Linked DNA regions of Mus musculus: region 2 is linked to region 1. Evidence: chromatin loops called from intact Hi-C (ENCODE). Cell type or tissue: gastrocnemius. All regions are shown on one strand.

Region 1 (2,500 bases):
AGCAATAAAGTAATAATGTACTAGTTGCTTGCCTCATTCTTTTGACAAGATACCTGGCAAAGACAAGATAAGGAAGGAAGGTTTCTCTGGGCTCTATAGTGCCATAGCCACATCACAGCACATCTGTTCAGTCCAACTCCAGAAGTCCTCGTAGTCCTTAACAGTCCAAAGACTCTTTAAATGTCCAAATCTCATCTGAGACTCACAGAAATTCCTTGACTGTACAAATCAAAAAGTTACATAATTCCAACACACAATGGTGCAGACTAAGCATTGCCTATCCACAATAGAGAGATGGGGTAGTGCAAAGAAAAACTGGATCAAAGCAATAACCACACTCAGCAGGGAAAATACCAAATTCTGAAAATCCATATCGCACATCTGGAATTCATGATAGAATCATCTGGGCTCCAAAGGACTTAAGTAGCCTTCTAGCTGAGCTGTCTGTAGCACATTTGACGTATGTCCTGGGTCAACCCCACCGGTTTCAACATCATGGGTCTCCATGGCAACTTATGAACATCTGAAAACAACGTTTGCATGGACTCCAAACACTGCCACTCACTGTCTGGCTTCAGCTTCCTGGGTTAACTTCTCTATAATTACCTGTTCAGTGACAATGATTGTTTAGTCTCTCTCATTTCTCATTAATTTGTATTTTCACCAAATAGAGTGTTGGTTGGGTAGTGTCTTGCAAACCACAAGCATTCTCTTCAACAAGAACTAAACTACTTAAAAATTACAGATGTTTTTATGTCTTCATTCTCCTTAATTTAAAGTGTGTACATTTGCTCACCACGGTTTCTTTACAAAACCATATTTTCTTATTTTTTTTCAGCTCATTTTGCACCCACAACTGCAGATATGGATGAGAGCAGTAAGCTTAATACCATGATATTTTGGAAAAATTTCCATCAATAAAAATTTATTCATTTGTTTTATATTAAGGCTCACTCAAACTCTTAAAACATGGGCAGGATACACTAAGCCCCTGGCTTGGGTATCACACAAGTGGTTCCTAGCTCAGGTTGAGATAAAGTCTTGGCCAGGCCTCCACTCTCCACATTTTTGTAATCATAATATTCCATCCTCATGGCCTAGTAAGCCCTGCTCACACCATTTTAAGGTGTTTTTTAGCTGAAGGTTCCAATGTCTTTTCTGATTCTTTATAGTAGTGCAGACTCCCCTGAGGCTGAACGTTAGTATCCTGCAGAGAGGCTCCTTAAGCCAGAAATTAAAAGAAAGAAAGAAAGAAAGAAAGAAAGAAAGAAAGAAAGAAAGAAAGAAAGAAAGAAAGAAAGAAAAGAAGAAAGAAAACTTGTGGAGGTTCATGAGACTGGCCTAATTTATAAGGACACCTCCTTCCTGGAATAAACAAAAAAGGCTGCTGAAAGTCATTACCAGACAAGCAGAGCTGGTGCGCAGACTCTGAGACTAGACTGACTTAGAAGGAACACTTCATCCTGCTGAGCTGCCTGCAGACCCAGCATTGTGCTCCAAGTTCCCAGCTTTTACAAGCTGTCACCACTGCTTGGTGGGTATTTGGTAGTGGTGGTGGTGGTTGTAATGGTGAAAAGGGACTTTGGTGATGCAGTCTCTGAGTTATTTCTGCTCCTGTTAGGAGTTGAACTTTGGTGGTTTCTGATCTTGTCCTGTCCTGGGCTCCCTGTCTAGGATAAGTAGATATATAGATTGTTTCTATAGGAAACATCAAGCTTACAAGGGCAACACACTTGTGAGACCATTTTTTCACTATTGTGTTTTTGTACTATTGTTTGCCTTGTTGCTGAAAAAAATATGGTCAAGGTAGTGTAAGGAAGACAATGTGTGGGCTCACCACTTGAGCTCCAAGTGCCTCATGATTAGGGAGTTTAAATGGCAAAACTTGGAGGCAGCTTGCAGAGAATGTTGCATATTCCTGTTCAGCCAACTTCATCCCCTGTATCCACCAGGGTCTTCCTACCTTAAACAAACTAATCCAGGTAAACTTCCGTAGCCATGACCAGGTTTGTCTCCTTGTGAATCTAGAGCCTCCCAAGATGCCAATCAGTCTGCATTAGCAGTTTCAGATAGGAAGGCTATCCTTAGGTAGTAAGGAAAGCTGTGGTTTTTTATTTGTTCTCCAGGTGACACAGAATATTGTATAGATCCCTGAGAAGCAGACAGCATTGCTAACAAGTGTGTACCCTCAGGACCACTGTGAGCGTCTCAGTAGATATATCCTATGTCTACCTCCCAAATGCTGGTATTATAGGTATAGGCCACCACTCTCTGTTTATGTGGTACTGGGGTCCAAACCCAGGGATTTCTATACAGGAGACAAGTCCATAGCTGTTCTGAGCACCAAGGAACACTTGCATCCACCTAATGTGTTCCTAAGAATAATTAAAGGTAATTAAAATGGAATTTGAAACATTTTTTAATGGCTAAACAAAAGGTCTCCTCTAGTATTTGTTAAAAATACAAATTCTGCTATGTGGCTAGATAATGACTTTCCATG
Region 2 (2,500 bases), 470 kb before region 1:
TGAAAGCCTCACATTAAGAATATAAGGGCAGTAGAAATTAGACTTGATGCATGAAAAACTAAAACAAGACAAAGGAAAAAAAACACAACAAAAAGAGAACAAAACTGGCAGCTAAGGGTGGGTTGGCACATGTGGAAGGAGTTGGGGATGGTTGTGAATATGTTAAAAACTTAGCTCATGAAATTCAAAAACAAACAGACAGTTATCATGAAATAACCTCAAAATGAAGTGGGATTTGAAATTTTGTAGGTAATAGCTCAAGTGAAGGTGAGGTATAGTTTAAATTATAGTAATTTTTAAAAAGATACAATAATATCAAAGAATGGATGCAGAAAATGTGATATATTGACACAAGAGTATATTACTCAGCTGCTAGGAAAAAATGGCATCATGAAATCTGCAGGCAAATAAATGAACTAGAAAAAAAATCTTCCTGAGCAAGGCAACCCATATTCAGAAGACCAACTAGAAATGTCCTCACTTATAAGAGGAAATTAGCTGTTGATTAAAGGGAAATCACACAATAATCCACAGACCCAGACAAGAAAATTAAGAAGGAGAGCTCTAGGGGGCACCTAGATCTCTCTAGGAAGGAAAAATTGAAGAGACTTTGTAGGTGGACTGCAAACAAGTATGGATGAAAACAGGAGGGACCAGGACAAGGTTGGGAAGGCAGGGATGAAAAGAAAGGAGAGAGGGAGAGAGGGGGAGGGGGAGGGGGAGGGGGAGGGGGGGGAGGGGGAGGGAGAGGGAGAGGGAGAGGGAGAGGGAGAGGGAGAGGGAGAGGGAGAAGCCTGGAATAAGGGGTGTTAAGGGGCCATGTGGAAACCTAATGCAGTGGAAACATCCTGGAAATTATGAGAGTAACCCTAGCGAGGACCCCGAGTAATTGAGGATTTGGAATTCGAACTGGTCTTCTTTAACCAGTGAAGGCTCTGGGACATCAATTCAGCCAGGAAACCTCCCACACCTATTCTGTCTGTAAAATGTGCTGGGGCAATGGAGGATCAGAGCTTGTTGGAGTGACCAACCAATGATCAGTCTAACTTGGGGCCCCAGCCACAAGAGGGAGCCCATGCCTAACACTGAATAGCAAGAAACCTAAAGCTAGATGGCTCAGAAACCTAGGGCAGAATCTGATGTGAGTTACAAGACAAGGAGGAGGAGGAGGAGGAGGAGGAGGAGGAGGAGGAGGAGGAGGAGGAGGAGGAGGAGGAGGAGGAGGAGGAGGAGGAGAAAAGTCAATGAAATGATATTTTTATTTCTATATGCATATTTCTGTGCCTCGCCCAGTTGACACCAGAGAGGTTTCCTCTGGCAGCTGATGGAAGCAGTTCAGGAGGCCCACACCCAAACATTAGGCGAAGCTTGGGGTGCCCCATGGGAGAGGAAACATTGAGGGAGCAAGGGTCGGGGACGTGAGGAGAACATGGCCCACAGAATCAACTAAGCATGGCTCATAGAAACTGAAGCAGTAAGCACAAGGCATGCATGGGTCTGTGCTAGGTTCTCTGCATACATCCTGTGGTTACTTAGCTTGGGGATTTTGTGGAGCTCCTAACAGTAAGAGTGTGGGTATCTTTGATTCCTTTGCCTGTTCTTGGGACCCTTTTCATATTCAGTTGCCTCATCTAGCCTGGAAATGAGGGATTGTGCCTAGTCTTACTATCATTTGTTATGCCATATATTTTTTATATCACTGAGAGGTCTGCTCTTTTCTGAAGAGAAAGAGAGAAGCAGTGGATCAGTGGGAGAGGAAAAGGGAGGAGTGGAAACAGAGAGGCTGACATTGGCATGTATTTTAGGAAAGAAGAATAAATAATAAATAAAAAGGAAAATATAATTGGAAAAAGGAAAAGGTAATATAATTGTATTAATATAGAAAAACATCTATTGTTCAAAACATTTGCTATTTTACTACATAGCATATAGGATAAAAACAGATGAAAGAATGTCTATATTGTGTAGCCAAAATGTAACTGTGTTGTTTGTCTTACGATAGACATGAAAATGTTTACTATTATTGAAACATGATGGAACATTTTTATCATGGTTTCTGAAATAACTATTTATATAGTACAAACATGATAATTAAAATAACCCATCTTAGTGACACTATTTCACACTTTGGGCTTAATGTAGCCTTGTTCTTTACAGTGTGTACAGAGATTTTTTTCAGACATCATTTTGTAGGATGTGTAGGGCATAGTCTGTTGATGACAAAACATAATGACTGATACTTTGAGTCCCCTTTATGGTCAAATTAAATGACTTTGGAGGAATCTGGAGTAAGGTTCACTATTTGTCACGTAAATACAATACAGTTAGAATATTTATCTGAAATACATAGTTTTCTGTGAATTGAAATTAGTCTTTGCTGAAATAGTATTTTATGATTAAATACTTTTTGAGCAATTTTAAAGGTCCTTTTCTAGGAGACATTTTACCGTTATATGGTGTTACCAACATGGACCTCGGGGGTAGGTTTTCATAGTTTACA

Evidence for each region. A loop is a pair of places that touch in the nucleus more often than their neighbours do. Peaks named below come from ENCODE experiments on the same cell type or tissue, not always from the same donor. Only the 100,000 strongest peaks of a DNase experiment are listed, where the experiment ranks them.
Region 2: a loop joins it to region 1, with 11 times the contacts of the local background. A loop is called at or near these places in 9 of 42 quality-filtered maps.

The regions. Positions count from the first base shown.
Region 1 is chr4:77,555,583-77,558,082 of GRCm38, forward strand. All of the region lies in intron 3 of Ptprd (protein tyrosine phosphatase, receptor type, D), which reads right to left. Among named protein-coding and RNA genes, the nearest start is that of Gm38646, 250 kb to the left of the region's middle. In gastrocnemius, no CTCF peak of the experiment used is centred here; a DNase peak (open chromatin) is centred at 1,535.
Region 2 is chr4:77,082,310-77,084,809 of GRCm38, forward strand. The region is part of intron 7 of Ptprd (protein tyrosine phosphatase, receptor type, D); the gene reads right to left. Among named protein-coding and RNA genes, the nearest start is that of Gm38646, 230 kb to the right of the region's middle. In gastrocnemius, a CTCF peak has its summit at 1,058 (motif pointing right); a DNase peak (open chromatin) is centred at 1,063.